Regions from separate parts of the Homo sapiens genome. Here all the other regions are linked to region 3. The links are chromatin loops, found by intact Hi-C in ENCODE. Cell type or tissue: PC-3. All regions are shown on one strand. Region 1 has its middle 80 kb from the start of GIN1. Region 2 has its middle 38 kb from the start of SLCO6A1. Region 3 has its middle 34 kb from the start of MACIR. Region 4 has its middle 67 kb from the start of LINC02115.

Region 1 (8,000 bases), 180 kb before region 3:
CACCCATATATTCCTCACTTAAATTTATAGTGCTTAACATTTTGCCATATTTTCATTCTCTCTCTCATAGATACACACACATATGTGTACATACACACTAGTTTGTTTACTTTCGCTGAACCATTTGAAAATAAGTTGCATTATGTGCAATTTTTGTATTCAGATTATACCTTAAAGCTAGAAAAAAACTGTTTAAATAAAGACAACAGGAGGAACTTGGGGTGGAAGCTGCATACATCATAACCTTCACCCTAAATACTTCCATATGTATTGCCCAAGAACTAGGACATTCTCCTACATAACCACGAAACCATTACTACACTCAGTAAACTTAACACATTCTTTATTATCAACCAATATGTAGCTCATATGGAAACCCTCAATGTCCCCATAAAGTCCTTTGGAGCTTTTGATTTTTGATCCAGGATCCAATTAAGATTCATACAATGCATCTGCTTATATCTCTTTTGTCTCCTTTGACCTAAAGTAATTCTGTATCATTTTTTCCTTCCAAAACATGGACATTTTTGAAGAGTCCAAGTCAGTTGTCTAGCACAATGTCTCCCTGTCTAGATTCATACGGCTGTTGCCTCATAATTGTGACATTTCCTACTTTCCACTGCTTCATATTGGAGGCACATAATGTCGTTTTCCCCCCATTATTGATGATACCAAATGTGGTCACTTCAGTAAGATTGTGTCCACTAAATCTCTTCATTGTACATGTTCCACTTCCACTTTGTCTTTAGAAAGTAATCTGAGAGAAAACACTCTGAGACCATATGAGTATCGTGTTCCCTAACGACATTTTACCCAATAGTTTTAGGTATTCAACCATTTTCTGAATCCATAATTTTGAGGGAGTTCTCAAATAATGATTTTCTAACTCCATCATTTCATCTTTACTTAATTGCTGGCATTCTTCTGTAAATGACTGAGACTCTTACTCTCCCACCCTAAGAGAATTTGGCAGCATTCATTCAGGTGCATAAAACAATTTCCTCATTTTATTTGTAAGCAATATGACATGCACCCAAAATTCACGGTATAAATATGGTCGAATATCTTGTTTTCCTACTTAATTACTCAAGTCCTTACCTCGCTTATTGGCAGAAAGTCAATTATCACCTTTCATTGGTTGGCTTCCCCATCTTTTCCCTCCTCTGGAATTGTTAAAAACAACAACAACAAAAACCAAGAAAACAAAGACAAAACCTATGTCCCTTCAAAAGGCATGGATAGAATCAGCAGTAGATTTCCAGATGCAACAAGGGCATATTCAAGTGTAAGGCAACCATGCTGCAATTGCTTCTTGCTGCCTCATGATGTCACTGATGAAGATTGTTATCTATTAATATACCAGTCCTAAAAAAACATGCTCCCCTGCTAGCTGCCGTAATTCAGACCGCCCTCCCTGAGTGCTGTACGTGCTTTCTAAGGGCCGATCTTTTTAGTGCTAGGTTCTTTTAGTTCACACACAGGCTCAGGAGTCCTGGGTCAGGGCTGATTCTCATATCTGTGCTTCATGGACACAAAACCACCACCTGCTTTTCCTTCATATAATCCATACTAGGGGTCAGGAGCTTCTGCTCTTAAACCTCAAAACCCAGAGTTACATCAGTCCTCCTTTACTAGAGATGGGCTGGCCATTTTTGTTCTGTATCCCTTTCCCAAAGATACTCTAGTGAGTCTCAAGTACTCAACCCTACCTAGCCAGAGGCACTTCCTTCCATGATTCAAAGGTGATTTCTGACACCTGTTTGTCATTTAGCAAACACTGCTGAAAGTTTCACAAACAAAAACTAAGTTCTTAGGATACAGTGTTAAAGGGCAATAACCTACCTGTATTGAGATTTATATTCTAATGGCTTTTTTTTTTTTGTAAAGAAGAACAAAACTAAAATGTAGTCCCTGGCTGGGCATCTCAGTCATACATTAATAGATTTTTTTTTTTTTTTAATGAGGCTCAAAGAAAAGAATTAACTAATCTAGTTACACTAATCCCAATGCCTCTTTAGGTTAATTTAGTTTCTGGCACTTTGAATTTTCAGAGTTTATTTTCTCTTGTACTGTATTTCCCAGAAGTCATAGAATTCTTAGAAATCTTCTGGAGTTCTAAATTTCTAGAGTCTTGTTCTGAGACCTGTTTGGCCTCCATTTGAAAGAAAGAGATCCCTCCTTAAAAACAAAACCACAATTCTCACATCTGTGATAAAATATGGTACCCAGGTAACCCAACACCAGCATGGCACATGTATACATATGTAACTAACCTGCACATTGTGCACATGTACCCTAAAACTTAAAGTATAATAATAATAAATAAATAAATAAATAAATAAATAAATAAATGAAAAAATAAATAAATAAATTGAAAGGTGAAGGATTCATTCAACAGGCATTAATTAAGTTTATCTGCAAAATACAAAGATGAAAAAAGCACAGATCCCTTAAATGTCTGTAATCTAGTAAGGTAGCTAAAATAGCATATAACTAATTAGATTTTAAGGCATAAGAAGAAAACAAGTAAAATGCTATCAAATTGTTATTGAAGAGCAGAAAGGCTTCATAAAAAAGATAGTATTTGAGGCCGGGCGCGGTGGCTCACGCCTGTAATCCCAGCACTTTGGGAGGCCGAGGCGGGCGGATCACGAGGTCAGGAGATCGAGACCATCCCGGCTAAAACGGTGAAACCCCGTCTCTACTAAAAATACAAAAAAAAAAAAAAATTAGCCAGGCGTAGTGGCGGGCGCCTGTAGTCCCAGCTACTTGGGAGGCTGAGGCAGGAGAATGGCGTGAACCCGGGAGGCGGAGCTTGCAGGGAGGCGGAGCTTGCAGTGAGCCGAGATCCCGCCACTGCACTCCAGCCTGGGCGACAGAGCGAGACTCCGTCTCAAAAAAAAAAAAAAAAAAAAAAAAAAAAAAAAAGATAGTATTTGAGTAAGCAGAGGAGGTTTATCGGAAAATGCTTGTTATAGTAGGGGATTAACAACAGGGCTATATTCCATAACACTCAGGCTAGTTTAGGGGAGCAGTAGTGGATGGGCTGGAAAGCCAGGCTGATAAAACTAGAAATATTTCAAAACCATGAGAAGGAATTGGAATGTAACTGCATTTTACATACTTGTTTTTTTCATACATGTTAATATGCTGAGAGCTGTTAGTAAAAGTAAAAAAGTGTTTTCTTTACTGAACAGAACAAAGAAAAGAACAAATTATACTTGAAATAAAATCTCAAGTTAGTCTGAATTCCTAGGAAATGGAGTATTGTTCTATATAAATACTGGATAAAAGCTCTTTATCAGACATATGATTTGCAAATATGTTTTCTTAGTATGTGGACTACCTTTTCATTCTCTCAGCCTTGTCTTTCAAAGGGAAGTTTTTAATTTTATATTTAATTTTAATCTCTCTCTCTCTCTCTCTTTGTGTGCTTGTGTGTGTGTCTGTCTCTCTCTATGTCTTTATCTGTATCTCCAGCCCACAGCTCTGTTTTCCTCAGTGTTGGCTTTATTCTCTAGAATGTTCTTTCTATGTGATATAAAAATGTCTCTAGTTGATATCTATAAAAATTTAAAGAGAGAGACTCCCCTATGCACCCCAAATCTGTATCAATCCCCAAAAGGATTCAGAAACACAAGAACACTAGTATTTTCTTTCTCAGAAATGACAACAGATATGCAATAACTTACCCATTAGTCCTTGCAGCTCACTATTTCAAGAGAGGAAACTTTTCCTTGAAGCCTCTAAGACAGTTTCGGTCACATGCATTGTGTGGCCATTTCTGAGCTAATCCATAGCAAAGAATGGCCCATGGCTCTACCCATGGAGAAGTGCTAGCCACTTAAACAAAATTTGGGTAGGAAAAAAGAAAACGGTTGCTGAGTAGGTAACAGACAATCCACTACAGACCGGCCACAGTTCATGTTTAGAAAATAACATTTGTTTATTGATGGATATCTGCTAAGCTCCCTGACCTCAAGTATCTCACAATCTAAAGGGAAAATAAAGCATAAATTCACTTCATTAAGTTCAGTGATGGATGTAAAGTCAGATATTTGACAAAGTTCAGAATGAGGAATCACAGAAGGTGTATGTTAATGTTCAAGAAAACAGAAAAAATTTTAAACAAAAGTTGTAGGTAGAAGTTGGTAGTGGAGAACTTTCTTTGCATAGTTCTTTAGTAGTAAATTAGCTTTTTAAATCACCCTAGTACCTATCTAAAAATCAAATATTGTATAATTTTCTTATTATGTCATTGATGCTCTTCCAGTAAGAATTTAATTCCAGAGTAATAAGAATCCAATAAAAGTTTCAAAAAACAAAGATTCTAAGTGAGAAGTGAAAGTATGTCCTGAAAAAAGGCTGCATAGTATTGCATTGGTCTCAAAGTTACTGGGCTGAAAAGAGCCTGAATTCCAGATCACAGTGTATAAAATATTTTAGTGTCACTTTCATATTGTATATGTAAATACTTAGATGTTTTATGATGTTATTTTCTCAAAATACCTAGTATATACTTTTCATTATTTAGATAGATTAGAATAGATATGTGGATTATAAATACATAAATAAATAGATAATCAATTGACAATTGATTAATAAACAGACTGACAGTCATAGAAAGAAGGAGTGGAAGAGTCGGTGAGGGAAGGAAAGATGAGGGAGATATCCACATACATAGATTTTTCATAAAGAGTTCTTCAGGGTAGTTATTACCATTGCAGTGAATGACTGACATCTGGTGGTAAACTTAATAAAACATTTGTGTGGATTTGCGCATTCAAAAATAGGTGTTATTTAGTGGATGATGGCCGTCTTCAAGTAGAATAATTTAAAATACTGCCAGTCTTTCAGTTTTTATGTCTACATTATGCCAAGCATCCAAATATTTTAAAATATCTGCAACTCAGGTGTCACACAGATGCTGACAGTATCTGTATTCTCTTCACCAAAAGAGTCACTATTAACACACCAAAAAGAAAATAATTAAAGTGTGCTGGGTTTGCGTATTAAAAATAGGAGGAATATTTTTAAAACCCAGTGACTGTCAAAAAGGTTAAATGGTGATCTATTACTGTATAGTCTTCTGTCTAATTAGCTTCCTGGCTAAATTTATGTTGACCTAAGTTGGTTGCATTATCTCTTGATTAAACTAATAAACCAGTCATCTAGGCAATGAATATTCATTCACAGCCTACCCTGTGATGAGCTCTATGTAACGTACAGAATTATAAGTAAAACATGGTTCTTGCCCTTAAAAAAATTACAGCCTTATTGAAAAGAAATGACTAGCAAATAAGAAACGAGTAGAGAACCATTTATAACAGTATACATTATACAGTACAGAGAGTAATTAATTTGAACAGAAAAATGAAAATTACGATGATTGGAATTGTTAGGTGATATGGTTTGGATCTGTGTCCCCATCTAAATCTCATGTCAAATTATAATCCCCAATGCTGAAGGTGGGGCCTCGTGGGAGGTGATTGGATCATGGGAGCGGTTCCTTCATGAATGGTTTAGCACCATCCCCTTGGTGCTGTTCTTGTGATAGAGTTCTTGTGATATCTGCTTGTTAAAAAGTATGCAGCACCTCACCACCCCTCAACTCTCTCTCTTGCTCCTCCTCCCACCATGTAAGATTCCTGCTCCGCCTTTGCCTTCTGCCATAAGTAAAAGCTTCCTGAGGTCTCCCCAACAGCAGAAGCCACTGTGCTTCCTGTACAGCCTGCAGAACTGTGAGCCAAGTAAACCTCTTTTCTTTCTAAATTACCCAGTCTTGGGTATTACTTTATATCAATGCAAGAACACACTAATATATCAGGTAAGATTTACTGAGGTAGATAGGATTAGAACTGAGCTTCTAAAAACAAGAAAGATATGAAGTGGAATGGTAAAAAAGATACAGTAGAAACTCCAGGTGATGGCGATGAGTAAAGAACAGAGGCATAAATGAACATGAACATAGTAAACCCGTGGAACAGTGTTCTGATAAAGGGAATAGAATATTTTGAGAAATAGTGTTCCACTATTTGGCAGGCCCAGAGTAGAGTAAACTTTGTGATATCAGGTTTTGTTTGTGTTTGTTTGTTCATGTGATAAGAAATAGGGATAGTTACATGTTGTCTTCAAATGGGTAGTGACATAACAAAAATATTAAGGAAGTGAACTGGTAGTGGACAGAAGGCTCCATTGGAAAGGTGACTGAAAATAAACTGGAGTCAGGAAGGCCACTGAATAAAATTTTGAGGTAAAGTAACCTTGGAGGCTGGCAGTGGGAACTGAATAGAAAGAATGGTGTCTTGGTCTGTTTAGCGTCACTGTAACAGAAAATCTGAGACTGTGCAATTTGTAAAGAAAAAAGGTTTATTTAGGTCATGGTTCTTCAGGCTGGAAAGTTCACGGGGATGACCTTGGCTTCTGGTGAGGGCTTTTGTTCCACATCATAATTAAAAAGAATGTTTAGTGATAAAATGTTACTTGATCCTAGGGGCCTAGGTTTTGGCTGTTTTGTTAAAAGAAAACCTTCAGAAAAATTAAATTTAACAGAGTTTAATTGGGAAAAGGATGATTGGCAAATTGGGTAGCCCTCAGAACCAGAATAGGTTCAGAGTGATTCCAGGGCTGCCAAATGGTCTGAATGTTTGCCTTATTTGAACCTGGTTTGAACAGTTAGCTGCCTATGGATGACTGAAGTTCAGCTGCTGTGATTGGCTGGGACTTGGCTACTTGTTACAAGAATAGGTTACAGTTGGTTTATACATCAAGTTAGGTTAGAGTCCACGATGCACAGAGAAACCTTCAGGCAAAATCTAAAATATGCATGAGCAGATTTTGGCCAAACTTAATTTAACAATTCCCCCTTTTGGTCAATCTCTCAATTTTAAGAGTTTGATCAAAATTTTAAGCATTGACATCACTCTCTATCAACATTGTAGATGGACTTATTTGGTCTCAAATTCTACTAGGAAATAGCAGAACAGTAGGTTTTGTAAGGTGGGAACAACGAAACAGAACAATAGAAATACAAGTTGGTTGACATAAAGTTACTTCGGCTTACTTTTTTGTAAGGGTTGGAGCAGAGGCTACTTTCTTATTGTACTGGAATATCCCATTTTCAAGAGAAAAAAAATGATCTGTTTTGGGATCTATCGCTTTCCTTAAATTTCCAGTTTAATTATATGGCACTTAGCATGAGTGACTTCATTTTGGTTTAGTCTGGTCTCTTGGGACTTAGTGCAGGAGCTCAATCCAAAATAATGGCCTGCTATGATTTTGTTTAATAATTTGCCCCTTTTGGTCAGTTTCTCACTAAGGTGAAAGTGTGACCAAAACTTAGGGCATCACCATTACTCTCAGTTACCATCATTTTGGGTTTTCTGTCTCAGCACATCATTAATAGGTGATGGTGTCCTCATGATCATAAATTTTTTGAGTTTTAATTGTTCCAGTCTGACAGACCATTGGATGATCTACATATGGTTACATGCATATATTTAAAACTTAAGAGAATACAGCAGACCAATGAGACTACTATTAAGACTATCAGAAGGATAGCACCAAGAGTTGGGAGTATGTTCCTTAGCCAGGGTCTCCATGAACCAAACCAACTAAAATCAAATAAATCAAAGAATGGGCCAGATGAAGAGTCTACTTGTTTTAACCAAGCAGCCTGTTTGTTAATTCCCTGTGACTGAGTCTATAACATCTAATGTATTCATCCCTGTGTGCAAAAAGAAGTGTCAGCAACTGTACAGATTCCTTTCTGTTTAGCCAGTAGGTAATCTAGAGCAATTCTATTATCTAGCACAATGTTAGCAAGATAAATTTTAAAAGTCTGTTGTGCAATTATAGTCTTTGCTGTAGAATCTGCTACAGAGTCTATATGTGGGATAAATTTTTAATCCTTGCCTCATTTATATTTACTCCAAGCCATAGATTAAAGGGACTTAACAAAGTATGCCCATTCAGAAGGGTATAAGCCTTCCGGTAATATT
Region 2 (8,000 bases), 690 kb before region 3:
AACCATCTGATCTTTGACAAACCTGACAAAAACAAGAAATGGGGAAAGGATTCCCTAAAACCATAAAAGCCCTAGAAGAAAACCTAGGCAATATCAATCAGGACATAGGCATGGGCAAGGACTTCATGTCTAAAACACCAAAAGCAATGGCAACAAAAGCCAAAATTGACAAATGGGATCTAATTAAACTCAAGAGCTTCTGCACAGCAAAAGAAACTACCATCAGAGTGAACAGGCAACCTACAGAATGGGAGAAAACTTCTGCAATCTACTCATCTGACAAAGGGCTAATACCTGGAATCTACAAAGAACCCAAGAAAATTTACAAGAAAAAAACAAACAACCCCATCAACAAGTGGGCGAAGGGCAAAGGATATGAACAGACACTTCTCAAAAGAAGACATTTATGCAGCCAAAAGACACATGAAAAAATGCTCAACATCACTGGCCATCAGAGAAGTGCAAATCAAAACCACGATGAAATACCATCTCACACCAGTTAGAATGGCAATCATTAAAAAGTCAGGAAACAACAGGTGCTGGAGAGGATGTGGAGAAATAGGAACACTTTTACAGTGTTGGTGGGACTGTAAACTAGTTCAACCATTGTGGAAGTCAATGTGGCGATTCCTCAGGGATCTAGAACTAGAAATACCATTTGACCCAGCCATCCCATTACTGGGTATATACCCAAAGGATTATAAATCATGCTGCTATAAAGACACATGCACACATATGTTTATTGTGGCACTATTCACAATAGCAAAGACTTGGAACCAACCAAAATGTCCAACAATGATAGACTGGATTAAGAAAATGTGGCACATATACACCATGGAATACTATGCCGCCATAAAAAACGATGAGTTCATGTCCTTTGTAGGGACATGGATGAAGCTGGAAACCATCATTCTCAGCAAACTATGGCAAGGACAAAAAACCAAACACCGCATGTTCTCACTCATAGGTGGGAATTGAACAATGAGGACATTTGGACACAGGAAGGGGAACATCACACACTGGGGCCTGTTGTGGGGTGGGGAGAGGGGGGAGGGATAGCATTAGGAGATATACCTAATGTAAATGACGAGTTAATGGGTGCAGCACCCCAACACGGCACATGTAACAAACCTGCAAGTTGTGCACATGTACCCTAAAACTTAAAGTGTAATAATAAAAAAAAGAGTTCCATAAAGAAAAAAAATAAAAATAAAATAAAACAAAAGATCAGGTTGCCAGAGGTTTGGGCAGGAGGAAGGAGGAATGAAGAGAAGGATTTGTAAGGCAGTGAAACTACTCTGTATGATCCTGTAATGGTGGCTACAAGTCATTATGCATGTGTCCAAACCCGCAGACTGTACACCTAGAGTGAAGCCTGTGGGAACTTTTGTTTAATGGATACAGAGTTTCAATCTGGGAAATGGATCCTGGTGATGATTGCACAACAGTGCAAATGTACTGAATGCCACTGAATGGTACAATTAAAAATGGTTAAAATGGCAAAAATTTATGTTATGTATATTTTACCATGATTAAAAGAAGAGCAAGAAATCGGTAAACTATGGGCTTTAAGTAATAATTATGTCACAATATTGGCTCATCCATTGTAGCAAATGTATAACACCAATGGGAGCTGTTAACAAGAGAAGTGGCGGGTGGTTAGTGGGTATCTGGGAACTCAGTACTTTCTGCTCAATTTTTATGTAAACCTAAAATTGCCCCAAATATAAAGTCTATTATGTTTGTTTGTTTGTTTGAGACGGAGTCTCACGCTCTGTCCCCCAGGCTGGAGTGCAGTGGCACAATCTCGGTTCAGGGCAAGCTCCGCCTCTCGGGTTCACGCCATTTTCTTGCCTCAGCTTCTCAAGTAGCTGGGACTACAGGCGCCCGCCACCACGCCCGGCTAATTTTTTGTATTTTTAGTAGAGACGGGGTTTCACGATGTTAACCAGGATACTCCCGATCTCCTGACCTCGTGATCCGCCCGCCTCGGCCTCCCAATATATATATTTTTAAAGTCTTTCATATAATTTTGCAAAGAAAAAGTTTATCCCTCTTCTAAATTGAAGTAGGCTTTCCTATAATTGCACATATCTGAAAAGAGACACAAATTTCATGTAAAATGAATGAAATTTTATCAGGAAATTAACTTTGAAAATTAATGTATGTACACCGCTGTATGTAGAATGAGGTTTTACCTTTTGTGCTTTTAAAAATTTGCTGCTTTTACTTTTATATAATGTTATTGTCAGTCCCAGAATATATATGAACTCCTAGAAGATAGAAACCATGCTTTATTTATCTTTCTTTGCATCTGCTGGACCTAGTATTGTGTCTGCCATATATTCAATACTGAATTAAAGTCGAAGGATAAATAAATAGATGTCATGAATGATCTCAAGTCAAAGAGCTGCATAATCATCTCTTTATATATTCATTTTACATATTAATTCTACTACTAACATACAAAATGAAAAAAAGAGATAATTTGAAATTATAAGGGTTTCTTGCTTTCTCAGTACTCTATTTCAACATATCATTTTACCTTTAAGAAAATACATTTTTCACTAGTTAGTGTCTTAGATTCACAAGAGGTTATATAGCACCTGATCCAACTTCAGACAGGAACTGGAGCAGTGGTTGCCATGGACTGGGAGTGAAGAGAAGGAATGAAATGCAAAGAGGCATACATAAACCTTTTGAGATTAAAGTATTCCATGTCTTGTTTGTTGCCATGATTACACATTATGCACATTTGTCAAAAGTCATTGACTGTACCACTAAAAAGGCTGTCTTTTACTGTTCAAACCTTTGTCTAATTGGTTTTGGATTTTTGTTTCCTCAATATTGAATATTTTAATGTTCAATTAACCTGACATGCCAAAAATCGCCTGAGAGAAAGGCAATTTTCTCCTACTACTTTTCTCCTACTCTAGCTTCATGTTATTTTCTGTTTTTGTTTTATACATTTAATTAGATTTTGTTTTATGCATTTGATTATTCTTTGGGATTTTCTTACCTTGAGAGCATAAACTACTATTGAGAAATATGATTCAAAATAAAATAAGAATGTTCAGACAAAAAGTAGGGTAAAAATTGACATGAAATTCCTCCAATTCAAATGTAAATGTAAATTTTATAAACATTTATCTTCATATATACACTAGGTGGAGCCATTTGCTTAAGCTAGTTGTAGGAAAATTGACAGTGTATGTTTAATTTTGTAAGAACCTCCAAACTTGTTTTCCAAAGTAGCTGTCCCATTTTGCATTCCCATCAGCAACATATAAAAGTTCAATTGCTTCATATCCTTATTGTCACTTGGCCACCCATTTATTTTAGTCACTCTAATAGCTGTATAGTAGTATCTCATTATAAATTTAATTTAGATTTCCTTAATGAGTAATAATGTCAAGTATCTTTTCACATGCTTATTTGCTTGCTTTATATCTTCTTTGCTGAAATGTTTATTCAAATCTTTCACCCAATGTTTATTGGTTTGTTTGTTTGTTTTAATGCCTTGCAATTCTTTGCTGAAAACTGGAAATTTCAGATAATATATTGTAGAAACTCCAAGTTCTGGTTTCCCACTTCCCAGGCTTGTCATTTTCATTTATTTGTTTATTTGTTAGAGACTGGCTAGATTATTTTAGTGAAGTCTATTCCCTATGCCCACTCCCCCGCCCTTCAACACACACACAAAGTGTTAAGTCTCTGTTGATGCTTCTCAGTGAAGCACAGATATGCCTACAGTTACCCTATGATGTGACATAATGACAGTGGTATTTGTAGGGTTTTTCTTCCTTTCTTTCCCTAACCATACTCATTAATGTTAAACTCCATTAATTGCCAGCTGGTTGTTCTATTACTTTCAACAATGTCCTAAGGCAGAAATTTCCCTGCAAATTAATTCAACCAAACTGTGGCTTTTAGGAAAAAAATAGATTTTGAGGTCAGTGTTTGATATTTGTCCTGACCTATGAGGACTCCTCCCAATGGTCTCATTCTCTGATTCTCTCCTACAAACCTGCTAGCCTACAGTCTAAGATGCATTGTCATTAAATCCAAGAATCTCCTCCCAAATGCCTTTCACCACAATCTCCACTATTATTGAGAGTATTCTTAAGCTTGAACTTCTCCACGCTGTGTTGCAGTGAAGTCAATTCCTTTGAGATGAGATTAGAAACTGTTTTATGGCCTGATTCTTCTCCCAGGTGAACTTGCTGAGCTGGACTCAGGAACTGGGTGTGGGAACAATGGAAAGCTTTTCTCTGCATGACCACCCTACTCTAGGGGCTGTGCATTCAGTGATGGGAGGGGAGGAAACAGCCAGAGATCCTCTCAGCTTGCCTGTCCTGTCACGGAACCACTGCCTCATGAACCTATGGGAAGTGCATTCAGGACCCCAGTATTTTCAGTACTCCATCTCTCATTAGCAATCACCTGAAATTTAGCCTCAGCAACGGATAGCTAGGGCAGAATGAGAAGTGTGGAAGACCTCCAGGGACTGAAGCTGCAGCAGCCTCATGTTCTTGACTACAGCAGTTTGGAGTAGAGTCTCTACCTTGTTGAACTGGTAAGGCAGAACGAAAAGGCAGACTTGGTTCAAATATCACAGACTCTCACCTTTCATACCAATCTTTCATAGATTTTCTTGAATAGATGTTTTTGAATTTGCGGTTTGTACTTAGGGCCATTTCCAGAAGCTTTGAATGGTTGTTTTAAAATACTTTTCACCAGTTCCACTGAGGAATGAGTCAGGGGATCTACTGACAATGTCATGGCACAGATTGATTGACTCAAACTGTTTGTTCTTTTTCTATGTCTGTGGTTCAATTAACATTTCTATGTCTGTGGTTCAATTAACATCAGTCTATGCTGATGTTGAGCATAGACTATGTGCCAGTACCCAGTGCCATAGGTATAATATCCCTGCTCTTGAAGAGCAAATGATCTAGTGAAAGATACAAATAAATAATTACAACTCTAAATGATAAAAGCTGGAATTGAAAAGTATATAAAGTACAATGGAAGCCCAAAGGAGTATTTGACAGCTTTGAGGATGGAGGTGGAAACAACATGGAAGATCCCATGAAAAGTATTAGAATCAAAGGATAACCTGGGTAAGCTTCAGCTCTGCTAGACCCACTGTCCTTTAAAACCGTTTTAAATAAAAACAGTTAATGTAATTGTAATATCAGATAACAATATTGTTATAGACAATTGAATTTTTTAATCTTTATGAAATAAAAGCATCTGAGACTTTATCTATAATATGTAATCCAAGGATATCACATTAAGCAAATACAATTTCAAGTCAGGGTCCCCAGCTTTCCCACTTCTGCTAATTCCAGTTGTACCCTTGAGCCCTTTTTATATAGAAATCTAAAGTCTCCAAAATTTGTGGAAGAGAGGGTACAGTTCTGTATTATCATGGTAGCCTCTAAGAACAAAGGAATAGGTGGCAGGTTCACTTACTTTCTAACATAGCACTGTTAAATTAGTTTATCCATGGACAGTCTCTGTTCTTATTTCTCTGTTCCCATAAATATATCCCCTATTCCAGAATCAGCTACAAAACATAAAATACATCTCAAAAAGAAAGAAAAAAACCCACAAGGTTTGGCAAAAGAAAGAAGAAAAATAAAACTGAGTCCTCTGTCTTGCCTCATCGCCTGGACTGGTATGTGAGTTTCTTATTCTGATGTAGGTGGAAAGGCCCATTGGCTTAGCCTAATTCATAAACAGCCTCCATTGGGCTGGACCAGTGTTGAGCAAAAACATTCAAAATATCATGACTTTGGCTAAAGAGCTTGGAGCAATTGAGATGGTGTCTGGAAAGTCATAAGAGCTGGTGCATGCCTGGGATGCAGCATATAACCTGCTTTTTACCTATGAAATGGAGCTTATTCATTCTACCTTTAAAGGGTCTTACATACCTGCAATATTCTACTTGAACAAACTATGTGTACATCTATGACCAGTGGTTTTATTATTATGACTATGACTCCTCCAGCTTAGTACAGCTATCCTGTTCTTTCTTTTGTTACTTTGGCCAAAGTATAGTCATGGACATTAACAACCTCTATCTGATAGTGATAGTTAATTTTATGTGTTAACTTTGCTGGGCTAAGGGATGTCCAGATAGCTGGTAAAACATTATTTCCGGGTGTGTCTGTGAGGGTGTTTCTGAACGAGGTTAGCATTTGAATATGGACACTGAACAAATAAGATTGCCCTTACCAGGGTGAGTGGGCATGATCTAATCTGTTGAGGGCCTGAATAGAACAAAAAAGGCAGAAGAAGGGCGAATTTGCTCTCTCTGCCTTGTGCTGGGATATCCATCTTCTCCTGTCCTCAGACATCTGTGTTCCTTGTTCTCAGGTCTTTGGACTCAAGCCAGGACTGACACCACCATCAACCCCTTCTCTGCTACACAGGACTTCTGACTCAGACTAAATTACATTGTCAGCTTTCCTGTTTCTCCAGCTTCAATATGGCATGTTATAGGATACCTCAGCCTCCATAATTATGTAAGCCAATTCCTATAATAAATCTCCTTATATAAATATACATGTATATATATGTGGGTGTATATATATGTCAATATATTAGTCAGGGTTCTCCAGAGCAACAGAGCTAATAGGATATATGGATACCTATTTTTTCATACATGAAAATATGTATTTTATTTCAAAATATGTATCCATATATCCTATTGGCTCTATTGCTCTGAAGAACCCTGACTAATACACTGACACAGACAATATTATAAATACGATTGCATTCAGACACTTGATCTTTGACTCAGGCATCTCGAGTGGTAATAATGACATATTATCACCATGAGGATTAATGATGGATTTTCTTCACCATGTACACGTTTGAATATAGGCTGACTGGAAATGAGTCAGAATGATGGAGGAGAATGAAGTTGTAGAGTTTCCATAGCATATTAGATTTTTTTTCCTTATTGAGATATCATCATAGATCATAATTCGCTTGAGATTAAGTGACTGACTCTATATAGTCTTGTCAGAAAGAACTGAACAAATGTCAGCCTCTCTTCTAGTGAAGTCTCTCTTTGTCTCATAGGACTTGCAATAATGCTATTGTTGTAGTATCTTTTTTGAATTATGTCAGAGTCACTGAAATCTCTTGGCACCAGGTTCTGAAAAAGACATGTTGAACAGTGAGAAATGGAGGAGCGGTGTGATTAATTGTCAAGAGAGAGAAGCACAGAAGCATAACTCTTCTTCCTGACAGATGCTCCAGCTGATTACATACAGTCAAGTAACAGAGTTGTTACAGATATTTGGCCAACTGTTTTAGGTACCATCTGCTCATTTTCCCCCAGAAGAGTAACCCCTTTTCAAAGGTTAAAGGGAAAGTTAAAAAGCCTGTTTAGACACTTCACAAATTTTCACCAATTTCCAGAATTGTGAGTCACTTAAATGAAATGCAAAGAAAAATTAACATCATAAGGGCAAGGGCCATCAGATTTGAGCTGGACAGAAAAAAAAAAGATTACAAAGCAAATAAATACAGCTTGTCATTATTTCTTTTGTACTTTCTTTCTGCAGACTGAGTCAACCAGAATCCATATCATAAGCTGGACATTTATGTTACCCATAGGAATTCCTGTTATGCATCCTCTTATGTTTGAATGAAATAGATAAGGCAAGTTTGGGAAAGGGGTGGTGGATAAGAAAAGAAGTATTTGCAGAGAATCCATAGGTGTATCCAAAAGAAAACTCAGCAGAGAAGGCACCACTGTTTTTTCTTCAAAACTGTAATTACCTAGTCAGTTCTCCTTGCCCACTGCACAGATAAAACCAGTTCACTGAGACAGCAAGATTGCAGTAAAGAGATTTTAATAATCCCAGGGTTAGCCAAATGAAAGGATGGGACTAATTACACAAATCAGCCTCCCTGAATACTTTGAGACTAGGGTTTTTCAAGGACAGTTGGTAGGCAGGGGACTAGGGAATGAGGAACTC
Region 3 (8,000 bases):
GGCCCACTTACCCTCCTTTAACCTTAGTTGCCTCATTGGTAAAACTGGGAATAGCATCTGCTTTTCATGCTTTGCCAGGTGTGTGTGTGTGTGTGTTTGTGTGTGTGTGAGATAAGCAACAATAAGATAATATATGAGAGAGTGCTTGGCAAATTGCAAAGCACATCAGAAAAGTAAAATAATATTTTTCCTCAATACTGCAGAACAGGTGAAAGGATACCACTTAGGCTAATTCAAGGAAGAAAGTGAAAGGCCATTTATGAAATTTCAGCCTTAGCTGCTGTTAGCATTTATTTGCTCCAACAATACAAGCTGACCATCAGTAAAAATTGCCACTATGAAAGCAACTCAAGGGTAGCAGTTTACAATAGGCTAGGTGCCCCTTCCTCAGGAACAAAGTTACATCAGTTACAGCAAGGTGAAATTTCAAGGTTTAGGGATGAGAGTAGAGTGCAAACTGTAGGATTAAATCCAAGTTCACTATAATTTAGTAGTTTACAAGTAGTTTAGTTGTTTTCAGACTTTCTGTCTGACTGCTGGGTTTTCAAATTTTCTTACCAAAGGAATTCAGTTTTTGGAAAGAGAAATAATTTGGCAAATGTGCGTGAGGGAGTTGTGGTGCTGGGCGGGTGGGCATGTATATTTAGGCACTCATGCAAGCAAGAACTAAATGTTTAGAGGCAAACTGAATTGTTCAAAATTGTTTTTGACTTTTTATCACAAGCAGTTACTCAAGGAAGATTCATGGAGCCAAGAATACAATCTACTACCAATATGAAATACTTATCTAAAAGACTTGACTGAAATGTGCTGTAATAAGAGATTCTTGGATTTTTTCTGTTCCATTCTGGTGGGGAGGAGGGGAGCAGAATCTGCCAAATTAATATGCATCTATATGAGGGATTATATTTGAGGTTGTCCAAATGTCCTAGTGCTTTTGTTGCACTAAAGAAGATGTAAATGACCCTTATCCATTTCTACCCATTCTGCTCAGCTCTTGATATTCCTTTACTATATAGTTCTGAAATAAAGAATTTGGATCAATAAAAATAGGTTAATAAATGAATAGAAAAGAGGGAGAAAACAGAAAGAGAATTGATTTGTCAGAAAATTACCATAGAAAATAATTATTCCTCTCTCCACTTGCAAGATAATTTATTTTCAAATATATTTAAATACTCTCTAATATATCATTGGTTTGCAAGTGGCCCTTTAAGAAAATATGCCTCTATATGGGATATTGGCCAAGTGATTAAGTGATGATGTTGAGAAGTCCCTTAATCATAAAGCAGGTTTTTCAAATGATCTTTCTGCAGCAGAATACCCCAGTGCTGTGCTGCTTACTGAGAAGGAAAGTAGACTTAACTTGTTCAGTTTTCTTATAAACCATTGTTTATGGTTAAACTGACTTGAGAAATAAATGTGCATCTAACACATTTTTTGATAGTGGATTGCACTATATGTCTCAGATAAAAGTTTAGAAATGTTTCTTACTTTTATGGCATTTATAGTGTACCATGTCCTTTAACTTAGAACTAAAGAACAAAGGCATACATTTTCTGTTATTTCAAGACTACTTTCTGGCTCTAATTTTTGCTAAACTCACATCTGAAATACTGCTTGCCCACAGGTAGTGTTGGTAGCACCCAGGCCTTTTGAATGGTTGATAATAAGCTGTTCTTTTAGAAAGTTATTAATGTAGGTCCTCTTGGTGTTAGTAGCAATTACTGGGGAAAAAAAAGTTGAGTGATCGGTGGAATCAAGGAATAAGCCTAGATTTAACAAAGTTAAAAGGCTTCATTAATGCAGGAGTCGTTGCAGCCTTGAAAAATGATGTCTGTGATTCTTTTAATGGCAAATTTAATGGGCAATATTTCCCTCCACCAACAACTTGACCATGAAATCCTTTTTTCATGAAGGTATCTCTTGGGAAAGAAAGTTAATTTAGAAATTGATATTAGCATGAACATTAGGAAAGCCTTTAAAATAGGTTGACTCTGCATTAGAATCAGACATGGTTCCAATCTGGGCTCTGCTGCTTATTAACTATGTGCCTGGACACGTTGCAAACACCCTTCTGAGCCTCAATTTCCTCAGCTGTAAAATGAGAACAGGAATACTTCAGATTATGTTTTGAAGATTAGAAGAAACTGAGAAATGGCCATGTAAATTGCAAGGTATTTTAAAGATATAAACTATTAAGAAAATAATTAGTATAGCATTAAAAGTTGATCTAAGAATGTTTGCCCTACTCATTTTTTTAAATGTGCTTTGACATTAGATTAATGATCTGTAGTAATCATGTTTCCTGATGTTGTAAAGGTGAGTTGTTCTATTTGAAACCTTTCAAATACAGAAATATTAATTTTAGGAGAAATAACTAAAACATAATAAGGCAAATGTCTCTCCCCTGCCCCTCCCAGTCTGTGACACACTTTCCTCTTTTGCCCCCTCTGGCCCTCAGGCTCCTGCACAGACTGCGTGCAGCCCCCTCCCAGCCCTGCAATCCCTGAGCTGGAGTTGCCCCTTGGTTGGGTCCAAGTCACAGGGGTGGGGGGCCTACGGGCCAGGAGGAAGCCACACTGGCCTGCGGCCTGCGTGGAGGAGGTGGAGGTACCCAACATGGCTGGTGGAGCATGAGCGCCCCAGATGGCAGATTGGAGGCTTTCAGCGGGCTTCCTCCGCTTGGAATTAGCAACATAGTGCATAAAGGTCAACTCTGTGAGCTTTAATTGAGGAAGGGAAGCAGCAGTTCACTAGAATAGCAAAGGATACCCCAGACTCTGTGGAGAAGGTGGGCAAGCAGCCCCCACGTCGGCGTTCTGCTGATAATGTGTGAAGCCCTAGTATGTGAGAGGAACAGCCAGTCTCCCCTTGCGTTTCGCCTTTCCGCTAGTGATCTGTGCAGCCCAGGCCAAGGGAGAGCACCCTGTTTCTGCCAAGCCCGGGAGCTAGTTTGGGGAGAGGCTGAGATACCGAGAGGGAAAGACACTGGGAAAAGCTGCAGGCATTTTTCCAGACCTGGGACTGAGAGGACACTTTTTTTGTTTTGTTTTGTTTGAGACGGAGTTTTGCTCCTGTTGTCCAGGCTGGAGTGCAATCGCGCGGTCTCAGCTCACTGCAACCTCCGCTTCCCGGGTTCAAGCGATTCGCTCGCCTCAGCCTTCCCAGTAGCTGCGATTACAGGCGCCCGCCACCATGCCCAGCTAATTATTGTATTTTTAGTAGAGATGTGGTTTCACCATTTTGGCCAGGCTGGTCTCAAACTCCTAAGCTTAGGTGATCCACCTGCCTTGGCCTCCGAAAGTGCTGGGATTACAGGCTTGAGCCATCGCCCCCGGCCGAGGATACTTTTTTAAATCTGGGCTCATACAAAGTCGGTCGTTGTTTGGTAACCTGGCAATGGTAGCCACGGCAGGCATTTTAGTCTTGGGCCAGAGATTGGAGCATTTGCTTTGGAGCGAGGGAAAGGTCCCCACAGCCGGAAATGGGCAGTGAGTTTGGAGAGTGCCTAGCAGTGGGTGCTGAAACTAAGCTCTCTCTCATCCCAAGACTGGAATGGGAGGAGAATTGCAGAAGCCTACTGCGTTTCTCCTGAGCAGCATGACTTGCAGCCAGGGACAGCTTTGCGACCTGAAGCAGGTCTGTGTGGGTCACTGATGGGTGCCTCAGACTGCTTCCTTGGTCAGTTGAGGGAGAGTGCTTCACCAGCTGCAAGGAGTAGGAGGGAGGTGGACCCCACTCACCTGGAGATCTAACCCTCCGTGTGAACTGCCACTAAGCGAAGGGGGAGTGCAGCCCGCCAAAGTCCCTTTGGGGTCAAAGGAACTATGAGTGCTGTGACAGCCACCAAAGGGCACAACACCAAAGCCTGGGAACAGACTTGGAGATGGGGGTCATCTCTCACTTCCAGACAGCCTCCCCAGTGTACTTTCGTGGACATAGCAGCGCCTCTTCCTGCTGGGTCCCAGGGAGTGTAGGGTGAAAGAGGTGCCTCTCAGGCTTTTCCAGGGGCTCCACCCCCGATGAAGACAAACGGTATGGGGAAGAGGTGGGAGGGCACTCGTGCTTTTCTGTTGCCTCCACCCCTGCTGAAGGCGTGCATAAGCAGAGTTAAGAGCCTCCTGCCAGCTCATCTCTTACTCTTAAGCACCATCTACTGGACTGCAGCCTGAATTACACCACCAAATAAGAATACATTGCTACACCAAGCAAGTCTGAAAAACCCATCATATGAAGCTATCTGCAACCAAGGAACTCTACAGAGCCCTGTTCCCATAACAGCATCCAGAAACAAAGCTAATCGATCTGTTAAAACAGAGTTAATACGGCCGGAGAAGGACTCCATACTTCTGTAGTTTAGACCTTGTGGATGAACTGTAATCTAACTTAATAGGTAGACAAGATTGACAACCTAACTTAGCAGTATGCACCTGTAACAATAGCTGAGTCTTGGCCAATCCCAGCAGTCATACTTCAACCACTCATACACTGCCAAGTGTTTAAACTGTGTTAGAATAAGGCAAACGCCAATCAGTCCAGCTATTTCTGTAACTCACGCCCAATTTCTGTATGTCACTTTCCTTTTCTTGTCTATAAATTTGTTCTGCCCATGAGGCATCCCTGGAGTCTCACTGAATCTGCTGTGTTTCTGGAGGCTGCCGAATTTGTGAATAGGTTTTTGTTTGTTTGTTTGTTTGTTTTTTCTTGCTCAGTTAAACGCTGCTAAATTTAATTTGTCTGAAGTTTTAACAGATCATACACAACATCCACCACAGTCATAACCTCAAGGCAAAAAAGGAATAAAATATCAAAAAACTCCATCTAAATTATAAACAATTCAGAAAAAGAAGTGTCAGCTCCCTCAGATGGGAAGGAACCAGCATAAGAACTCCAGAAGTACAAAAAGCCAGAGTGTTTCATCACCTTCAAAGATCACACTAGCTCCCTAGCAATGGATCCTAACATTAAATGTCTGAAATGACAGATAAATAATTCAGAATATTGATGACAAAAAAACTAAAAGAGATACAAGAGAAAGTTGAAATTCAACACAAGGAGAACAGAAAAAAGATGCAGGATTTGGAAGATAAAATAGCTGTATTAAGAAATAACCAAACAGAACTTCTGTAATTGAAAAATTTACTACATGATTTTTCAAAATACAGTTTGAACCCTTAACAACAGACTAGACCAAGCAGAAGAATTTCAGAGCTCAAAGACTGCTCTTTCAAATCAACTCAGACAAAAATAAAGAAAACAGAATTTAAAACAAAGCCTTCAAGAAATATGGGATTATGTAAAGTGGTAAAATCTATGACTTATTGGGATTCCTGTGAGCGAAGAAGAGAAAGTAAGCAACCTAGAAAACACATTTGAGGATATAATTCATGAAAATGTGCCCAGTCTTGCTAGACAGGTCAAGATGCAGACACAGGAAATCCAGAGAACTCCATGAACTACTATACAAAATGACTGTCTCCAAGGTACATAGTTATCAGACTATCCAAGGTCAATGCAAAAGAAAAAGTCTTAAAGTCAGCTAGAGAAAAGGACTATATCAGGCTATGATAGGAAACCCATCAGACTAACAGTGCACTTCTATGATGGAAACCCATCAGACTAACAGAAGACTTCTCAGCAGAAACCTTACAAGGCTGAAGAGATTGGGGGCCCATTTTTATCATTCTTAAAGAAAATAAATGCCAGGCAAGAATTTCATATCCCACCAAACTAAGCTTCGTAAGCGAAGGAGAAATAAACTCTTTTCCAGACAAGCAATTGCTAAGGGAATTGGCCACCACCAGACCAGCCCTACAAGAGATGCTTAAGGGAGTACTAAACATAAAAACAAAAGAACAATACACTACCACAAAAGCATGTATAAACACATAGCCCATGGATCCTATAAAGCAACTACACAATTGATACTACAAAGCAAGTAGCTAACAACACTATGACAAGAACAAATCCCCACGTATCAGTATTAACCTTGAATGTAAACAGCCTAAATGCTCCACTGAAAAGAAATAGAGTGGCAAATTGGATTAAAAAAACAAGACCCAGCCAGACACAGTGGCTCATGCCTGTAATCCCAGGAATTTGGGAGGCCAAGGCAGGAGGATTGACTGAGCTCAGGAGATTGAAATCACCATGGGCAACATAGCAAGACCCTGTCTCTATTTTAAAAAAGAAAAGAAAACAAAAACAAACAAACAAACAAAAAGACCCATCATTCTGTTGCTTTCAAAAGACACATATCACCATAGTACATGTAATAACACACATAGGCTCAAAGTAAAGGGGTGGCGAAAGATCTGTTATGCAGATGGAAAAAAAGATCAGGGGTCACTATTCTTGTATCAGATAAAACAGACTTTTTAAATCAACAACAGTAGAAAAAGGACTAGGGCATTACATAATGAAGAAGGGTTCAATTCAACAAGATTTATCCTATACACACCCAAGATTGGAGCACTCAGATTTCTAAAACTATTATTTCTAGACCTAGGAAAAGAATTAAACGGCCACATAATAATAGTGGGGGACTTCAACACCTCACTGACAGTGTTAGATAGATCATCAAGGCAGAAAACTAACAAATTCTGAACTTAAATTCAACAGTTGACTAATTGAACCTAATAGACATCTACAGAATACTCCACCCACCAACAACAGAACATACTTTTTTCTCATGTGCACATAGAAAATACTCTAAGATTGACCACATGCTTTGTCACAAAGCAAATCTCAGTAAATTCAAAAAAGATTGAAATCATACCAAGCATTTCAGACTACAGCATAGTAAAAATGAAAATCAACACCAAGAGAAACTCTCAAAACATGGAAACTAAACAACTTGCTCCTGAATGACTTCTGGGTAAATATAAAAATAAGGCATACATAAACACTTTTTGAAACAAATGAAAATAGACATACAACATACCAAAACCTGAGATATAGCAAAAGCAGTGTTAAGAGGAAAGTGTATAGCACTAAAAACCTACATCAAGAAGATAGAAAGATCTCAAATTAACAATCTCACATTGTACTTATAGGAACTGGAAAATCAAGTAGAAACAAATCCCAAAGCCAGTAGAAGAAATAACTAAAATCAGAGCAGAACTAAATGAAATTGAGTCCTTCAAAGAAACATACAAAGGATCAACAAAATGAAAAGTTTGTACTTTGAAAGGATAAATAAGGTTGATAGATTCCTAGCTAGATTAACAAAGAAAAACAGAGAGATCCAAATAAGCACAATAAGGAATAACTAAGGTGATATGACAACTGATCCTACAGAAATACAAAAGATCCTCAGAGACTATTACTGACACATCTATGTGCACAAACTAGAAAATCTAAAGGAAATGGATAAATTCTTAGAAACACATATCCAAGATTGAATCAGGATGAAATCAAAACCCTAGACAGATCAATAACGAGTTCCAAAATCGAATCAGTAATAAAAAATATACCAACCAAAAAGTTCTGGAACCCCAGATGGATTCCTAATCAATTTTTACCATATGTATAAACAAGAGCGAGTACCAATCCTACTAAAACTATTCTGAAAAACTGGGGAGGAGAGATTCCTCTCTGACTCATTCCATGAAACCAGTGTCATCCTGATACCAAAATCTGGCAAAGGACACAATGCAAAACGAAAACTACATACCAATATGTCTCATGAACTTAGATGCAAAAATCCTTAACAAAACATGAGCAAACTGAATCCAGCAGCATATCAAAAAGTTAATTCACCACAATCAAGTAGGCTTTATTTCTGGGATGCAGGGTTGGTCCAATATACACAAATCAATAAGCGTGATTCAACACATAAACAGAATGTTAAAACAAAAACTATATGATCACCCCAATAGATACAGAAAAGCATTCAATAAAATTTAACATCCCTTCATTATGAAAACCCTTAAAATACTAGGCATTGAAGGAACATACCTCAAAATAACAAGAGCCATCTGTGACAAACACACAGC
Region 4 (8,000 bases), 250 kb after region 3:
TTCTTTATTATTTGGCTTTGGTGTACCTTTCTAGTCTAAGTCTCCATTAGTCTTCTCCACATATCCCATGATACAATCAAACTGGCCCACTTTTGGCTCCCTAATTGGATCCCAACACCCTCCTGTGTAGCCTTTCATCAGGCTTTTGCTTCCATCTGGAATTCTCTTCCCCACATTACATGTGCAGAAATCCTACCCATGTTAAAAGTTTAAGTTCAACAGCCACCCATTATGAGAGCAGAAATTTTGTTTCATTCAACTTGGTTTCTAGAATAACGATTAGCTGTATCCCTTACATATAAAAGATGGTCAATAAGAACATTTTAAATGAACAAGAAGGTTAAACATGGGATCTTGGGGAAATCTCAAGATTAGAAATTGGTGAATTTAAGATGGAATTCAAGGTAGCATATTTCAGCAGCATGTGTGAAAGACTGGAAGGAGTCCTACCATTTAGAAGAATAGGGAGTTAGCCAGTAATGAATTGGAGCTCTTGTATCACTTTATTTGGATATGTTTTTATTTTATTTGGCTTCATTTCTTTATTTTGTTTTTATTCTCAATATCTTCTCAATGATGAAAAGGAGGAGAAGGTGGTGATGCTATAAGAAAGGGGCCCTGCATATTGGTGCCAGCCGATTCCACCATGGTGGTATGAATATCAGCAGTCCTACATGTGCCATGGTGGTTTGCTGCACCTATTGACCCGTCCTCTAAGTTCCCACCCCTCCCCTCACATACATCCATGTAACAAACCTGCATGTTCTGCACATGTATCCCGGAACTTAAAATGCAATAAAATAAAATAAATGAAATCATACAAAGAAAAAGAATATCAGTAGTCAGGTGGGAGGTGTACAGAATATCCTTTACAGTGAGAGTATTTTTTTAAAAGGTTCCTTCCTATATAAACTCAGACTTTTCCTTTCTTAAATGTTGCCTGCCTTTAACTTACACGAGATTCTGGATAGAAATTCTCATGCTAACCAACTCCAGCTTTCCAGTTCCCATAGTACCCATTACAGAACAATGCAATCTCAAGGCTGCTGATGATATCAGATCTGATGAATTCTCTGTTCTCTATAAATTATTCAAAGCAATTTCAGCTTACCAGAAATGAATTTCCCTTTCTATGCAAAAGGCAAGTTTTGGTCATTTTCACCTTAAAATAACCTAATGATACTCAAGAGTAAATAGATGGATACAGAATATTTCTCAAGAAATTTGTCCTGTGAAGGCTAAACTGACCTATATACATATCTCTTTGCCAGATTCAAATGCAACTTGATATCTGTTAGATTAAAGAACTGGGGAGAATTAATATTAAGTTGACCTTGAGCTCTCTCAATTTCTGATGAAAAGTTTCAAGTTGCAAATGTTCCTTCTGTGCTTTCAGAACACATTTTTTCGTAGCTAGATAAGGCATTCCATTTGCAAGCTTTTTAAGATTTCTTGGATAGAATTTTATGCAACTTATTCAGTATTATAATTCCCATGATATAACAAATGCATCTGACCACCACACAAAATGGCAGTGATTACAAAGAGATTCAATGACCACAGCCTAGCTTGCCTTGTCATTGTGTTTGGCCCAAGGAAACAGGAGATAGCAGTCTGTGCCATTATGCAATATTTAGGACAAGGATGACTCAGTTTAAATGGAAACATTATCTTAGTTCTGAGGTAAAAGGGCAGCTCTGCAAGGAAATACCTTTTATGTAAACAAAGATGACAACCTTATCCCAAAGGGAAAAATGCAAATGACATATGTACTTCATGAATAATTTGTCTTAATTGTCCATTCTTGGAATCATACTCCAAGAATTCCTTGTGAAGAACAAAGAGACAAATTTTCATTGATTGATTCTCCCATTGCTGCTTTAGCAGATAATTGACTCAAATAAGGTAATTCCAAGAAAAAAATTTATGTACTAGGGAACCATAAAATAGTTTCCACCCTAATGAAGCCTCTGACATTTTGGTTAAAACACTTAAAGAAGTGTGAATAGTGGTTTAACAGTCTTTGTGCAAACGTTGTCAGGTTTCTGGAACACCTTTTCCAAAGGCTCTGCTGCTATAACTGCTGCTGCTGTTGCTAATGTTAGGCATTATAGCCTACTGGAAAAATCTGTGGAAGAAAGAGATCGTATGCTTTCTTTTCAAATTTTTGAGCATAAAATGTAAATAATCAAGCATTTATCTGACTATAATATATCAGGCAGCTAGATAATCCTGCTGTTCTGTTTGGTTATTGGAGTTGGGTTAGTGGAAGGATTATTTAAAAACCCAATACCTAATTAAGGATGGAAGGTAGGTAAGGAGTCCAGATTTACTCTTACTGTTCTGGGCACAGTTTTCTAAATTGAATACAAAGATACCAATGGATATGAAGAACATACAGATTTTCTCCATCACTCCAAATGCATTGGCCATGTCATTGTTTGCTGCAGAAGTTGAAATGGCATCCTCCCAACCCACAATTTCACCAACAGAACTGCTTCTGCATTGTGTCCCAACAACAGGATGAGGTGAGGGCTCAATGTTCTTGAGATTTAGAGAGAACAAATTACTGCCCACAAAATTACAACATCCATAGAAAAAACAATATTGTATTTTTGAAGGATGGCCAATGTCCTTTTTAAATTCAAATTTAGAAGGAAACATACTCCTTTATATTTATATATTACAGATTAAAAATAGCAAATTACCAAAGACCTATGTCTTTTTTTATAAAGAGCAATATTAAAGATCTCATTAAAAACTCTCTAGTATTTTGCAGGTTTTTTATGATACATTAATCTTTTCTTTTCTCTCAGAGGTGTTTTAGCCTCTTTCTACTTTGAACAATTGACCCTGTGCAAGGAGAAAGACGGCCATGTTGAAGAGCTGATGCACTGATACAAATATGAATTTACAGAGCATCAGTTCTCAACTTGAGTGTGCATGACATTCATGATCTGTGTGTTTATTAAGATCCATATTCCTGAGCCCCACTGCATAAATACCAATTTGGTAGACCCGATGTGATGCCTGGAGTATCTGACAACTGCCTCGGTGGTTCAATTTGAGAAACACTGAGATAGAGAGGTAGGAATAGGCTGGTTATTTTAAGTGCTCTTTCAAGAACTACTTTTATGTACCTACAGTTTGCATTTGGCATCCTCAGTTTGTCCTTAATGGGTCTGTCTGTGTCTTGTGATGTCCGCCTCCCCTTCCAGCACTCCCTGACCTACCAGTGCCACGCTGCTGCACTCAATTGCCCCTTCACCCTAGGGAAAGGGGATATATCTGATGTGGTGCAGAAAGACCCCTCTCCTCTTCCTCACTTGAGCTTTATTTCCTTTGGTATTTTTCTTTATACCAGGTAGCAGCACTTAAGAAGCAGCCTGATAAACTGTCTAATGCTTGGTAGGAATATAATGATTGAAAACAGTTTAATGCTCCCTCTTCAGGTCCTTTGTTTTAGCTGTTTCATTCTCCCAGATCTTTGTTTTACCTTACATCATATCTTCTGAGACAGACTTCCCTGACTATACCTTGAAAATAGCCTCCCAACCTCATCCCACCCTTTCAGCCACTCTCAAATCCAAATATTTACCGGTATCTAAAATTGTCTTCTTTCTTTTCTGTCTTTTCCCATAGTAAAGCATAACTTCATGAGAACTGTAGGCCTTGTCTACCATTTTTGCAGCTCTATTCCTGGCATATAATAAGTTCTCAATAAGCATTTAGTAAGTAAGTAAATGGATATGGATTTCTCCCAGGAATATATTTTAAAAGCAGACATGAAATGATGGCTTTGCTTTTATCCCTGGGAATTTCAGGTACTGGGCAGCCTGGAAAGGGAGCTATTTTTGGATACTAGCCTTCTAATTAACAACCTGAACATACCCTTGGCAAGTGGGATTTGGTTTTAGGGAGGAAAGCAGAAGGTGATGAGAGAAAGTCAGAGAAGCAAAGGGGTGGATTTCTTCCCATTCTAAAATGCGCTTTTTTGAGGGGTGGTGGGGGACTTCTTAATACTTGGAAGATTGCTCCAACAAAGTATTATCCTAAGAAATGTGGTCATCCTATAACAGACAACATTCCCCCCACATACCCTAACACCCTAACACCCTCCTAACCTAGAACTAGCTGCTTAGTGCCATTCCTTTCTTAGGGGAATTTGTCCAAAGTCAGAAGCTGGTGACCAGTATCAACAGGAGGATTTCAGATGAACATCAGCTACCTGGCTTAAGGGCTGTAAATCTATTGTAAATTGCATAATTTTTAGTCCTTGTTTTTCTATTTCGGAAGAGAGGGTCTAAATTATTTTTTATGTCTCTTCCAGCATTAACAGGAATTTTATGATTCAAACGATCCATGGTCTCTGAAAATAATCATGCATGAGTAAGCTGCTCCATCTACTGGGCATCTCTTAAATTACAAATAAGATTCCAATGAGGTATGGGAACTTGGAGATGACCTTAAGATCTCAATTATATTAACCACATGCATATATTGACTTGTTCTCTTCTTTCTAAATGCTGCAAGCATTCTTCTATTAATTGGGCATTTCTCTGCTTTACTCTTGTGATCTCCGCAAATGATGCTCACAAATCCTACTTAATAGTTCACGTATTTGCCTCTCTGTAGTCTTACACCTTTCTCTAGGGTCTGACACAGTTAGGATGTGGGAACAGGTGAGATCTAGAGTAGAATCAGATTGTCAGGGAGAGGTCAAGACCCAAGATGTAAACCTAGGAGCTGAACCTGGGGTGTGGTCTCCAGGAGCAGGTGGTTTGCAGTCAGGCACAAAACTAGGGACACAAGCATTAGGAAGGAAACTCAATGTAGTGGAAAGAAAGAACATCATCTTTTTAGGCAAGCAAACCTGAGTTTGAATCTGTACTACTTGGCTACACAACCACGGGCAGTTTACTGAGAATGGGGTAAAAACGTGTCAAGGGGATGGAATATAGTATCTGAAACTATGTCCCAGGCCCTGTAATCACTGGTTTACATACATTACCTAATTTAATCCTCATAAAAGCCTTATCAGGTATTATATAAACACAATTTTCTATTAAATGTTGGTGGCTCATTGCTTTTTTTATCCCACACATTCTTCCTGGATAATCTGGCCATGCTTGTGATTTCAACAACAACCTATACAACTCCAGCAGACACTTGATTGTTGCAGGTTAGAAAAGATAGTGGAGAATGATAGCATTCGATGGCTTTTTCAAAGATTTTGCATTAGAAAGGGAGGAGAAATATGGAAAGTTACGAGAAACGTGCATTCAAGGTAGCTCCCCCCACCACCCCCTTCCCCAGGATGGCAGAGACAAACATGTTTTTAGGTTGAGAAAAAGTGAGATCAAAGATATAGATAAGTCAAGTCCAGACAAGGTGAGCCCACATCAAGACAGGTCCACTCTCCCACTAAGATGCTTTTGTCTAGCAGACAAGTACTTCAAAGCAGCATTTGACTCTACTGACCACTTCCATCTTCTTGAAACACATTCCTCTTTGGGCTCTGGGAACAAAAGACTCCCTTTCTTTTCCTCTTGCCCAGTTCCTGCTCAGGCTTTATTGCGAGATCATCCTCCCGCGCCAGACTTCTGACAGGCTCTGTCCTCCACCCAAGGGCTTTGTCTTCAGCTCTCTTCTCTTGTAACCGACATTCTTCCTAGGTAACCTCATGGCATATAATACCATCTCTAAATGCAAATGATTAACATAGCTGAATCTCTTTCCAGGTTTCTCCCCGGAGCTCCAACATTCTGTCTCTACCATATAGTCACCTGAATATTTAACAGGCATGGGGCCATTTGGGTTACAATGGGACCATAAGGTGCCATCAGAAATAAACAATATTGTTTCCTTTCACCATCCATTCAAAGTTATTCTTTGGGCCTGTTTCTCTTCTGCCTCTTGGTTTAATTCCAGGGTAAGTCCCAAGAGTTACCCATTTTTCTGGTAATTTTTAGTTAACCAAAAGTTGTAGCATAAAATGATTATTCTAAGGTTTTGGGCTGCAGAGCCAAACTGACCTTCAAAGCTCACACTCTATTCCACTTCTCCACCCTATCTCCATTTACTTTTAGAGCTTTACAGCTTTTAAAAGTGAATTGTTAGCCTCTTGGCAATTTTGGAAGGGAATATCGCTCATTTTTCTTTGATAAAAGGAAATAAAGATTAACAGGCCTTAGCTACAAAAGACATTCAGGATACATGCATAAAATATTTAATCTTATTTCATGCTCCAAATTTTATTCTTTGTTCAAAATGAAGTCTCCTGTCACTATTGTGTGCCATGCCATCCCCTGGACTCCTCACCCAGCATAGCAGAGTAAATATGCTGCGATGATCAGAATTCCTGAAATAGAGACAAGTATTTCAAACATAACACTGTGTTTTTCTTTGAGCATGTGTAAAGCCCAGTGTGTGAAGTGCCTCCTAGTCCCCCCCACACTCCCACATTTGGATTCTTGCATATATACAGATTCATAGAACAGAACACAAACTGGCTTGTTCTGCTACAATGTAGAGGGAATACTTCCTTTTGTTTTTAACCTGGCTGAACATTCAGTCTTATATAAATTCTTTTGCTGGAACCTATGGGCTAGATATATGTGATTTTGGGGATAGATGGCCTACACAGTACATGTTTCCATCATTTATTCCATTATTTATCAGTTTTTTTGTATCTTCAAATTTTCTCTCTACTTGTTACTACCTCCATCAGGCATTCACATTTAAATTGGTACTTCACATCTTAAAAACTATGACAAAAACAACTCTTCCCTCATACTACCTTCCTTTTCAGCTGTCATTGGAGTTCTCCTTTTGGTAATGGCAGACTAGTTAGAGCAACAACTGTATTGCTGAAAAAAATTTAAAAATTTAAGTATGTTTCTCTTCGAATATATCAGAACTGGTAAGAGAGTGAAGACCAATGGGGCTAAAGTCCAGCAAAAGATGAGCCCAACATTGGAGTCACTTCCATCTAAAAAGGCTGAGAAGCTGAGCAGAGCTTTCAACAGATTCATGGAGTCAAGACCTCGTCAGAGAGGTGGTCCTGTTATGTAAGACTGAGTTAAAACCTTGAAGAATAATACTGGAAATTAGGGCAAATTGGAAAAAGACTAACTCTCACAGGGACTGAAGGTTGACTCACAATCATTTCAGCACTGATCACATTAAAATGACCTTGGATTATGAATATTCTTATTTTCCCAACAGAAACAAAATTGCAGAAATGGCAGGTGATAGAAACAGACTATGGGGGATCCAGATAAAGAAACCATTAGACATGGACTTTAACATGGCTATGATTAATACGTTCAAGGAAATAAAATCATTTGAAAATTTCAGCATAAACAGAAAACTATAAAAAAATGGAAACTATAAATGAAAATATAATTATTGAAATTAATGACTGGAGTGAATCTGCTATTAAACTATAGAGTTGGAAGTATGTCAGAAGAATATATGCAGAATAAAGCACAGAGAGACAAAAATAGTATTATTTTGGCTTTCATTGTTCTATTGAGAAGTTAGCTAATGATCTTATTATTACAATGAGAGCCCCCCACCTGCCCCCAAAAAACTGGAAAGACACATTCAAAGTTTTGAATGAAAACAACTACCAAATCTAGACTTCTATATCCAATAAAACAATTCTGAAAGCATTAAGGAGGTATAAAGATATATGCAAGGATAACTGAAAACTAATCACCAGCACACCTCTGACTAAATAGTTTTCTACTGGAAGAAGGAATATAGTCTCAGGTTTAAATCTGAATATGTGGTAACAGGTGAATATCAATAGAAGGTAAATATGTGGGTACATATAAAAGAATGTTGATTGTATACAGGAATTCTAATGTAGGATTTGCAAACTGTACAGAATTCAAATACATAACACAAATACATTACTTAGGACATGGTTAATTAGATGCTATAATGTCCATAAAATAAGTACTAATTTATACTATAAGAAGTCACAGTGGATA

Evidence for each region. Hi-C counts contacts between places; a loop is a spot of excess contacts. Peaks named below come from ENCODE experiments on the same cell type or tissue, not always from the same donor. Only the 100,000 strongest peaks of a DNase experiment are listed, where the experiment ranks them.
Region 1: it touches region 3 in a loop (5-fold over the local background); 8 of 110 quality-filtered maps call a loop at or near these places.
Region 2: it touches region 3 in a loop (24-fold over the local background); 15 of 110 quality-filtered maps call a loop at or near these places.
Region 4: it touches region 3 in a loop (5-fold over the local background); 94 of 110 quality-filtered maps call a loop at or near these places.

What each region holds. Positions count from the first base shown.
Region 1 is chr5:103,036,531-103,044,530 of GRCh38, forward strand. No RefSeq gene overlaps it. Among named protein-coding and RNA genes, the nearest start is that of GIN1, 80 kb to the right of the region's middle. RefSeq lists a silencer at 4,575-4,869. In PC-3, CTCF peaks have their summits at 1,314 and 4,756 (motif pointing left); DNase peaks (open chromatin) are centred at 1,731 and 4,741.
Region 2 is chr5:102,533,357-102,541,356 of GRCh38, forward strand. No RefSeq gene overlaps it. Among named protein-coding and RNA genes, the nearest start is that of SLCO6A1, 38 kb to the left of the region's middle. In PC-3, CTCF peaks have their summits at 3,173 (motif pointing right) and 3,373; no DNase peak of the experiment used is centred here.
Region 3 is chr5:103,220,626-103,228,625 of GRCh38, forward strand. No RefSeq gene overlaps it. Among named protein-coding and RNA genes, the nearest start is that of MACIR, 34 kb to the right of the region's middle. In PC-3, a CTCF peak has its summit at 4,172 (motif pointing left); DNase peaks (open chromatin) are centred at 4,136 and 4,476; H3K4me3 peaks cover 1,137 bases; H3K27ac peaks cover 272 bases.
Region 4 is chr5:103,471,430-103,479,429 of GRCh38, forward strand. It overlaps the pseudogene PDZPH1P. Among named protein-coding and RNA genes, the nearest start is that of LINC02115, 67 kb to the right of the region's middle. In PC-3, CTCF peaks have their summits at 3,438 and 4,417 (motif pointing left); DNase peaks (open chromatin) are centred at 1,642 and 4,402; H3K27ac peaks cover 560 bases.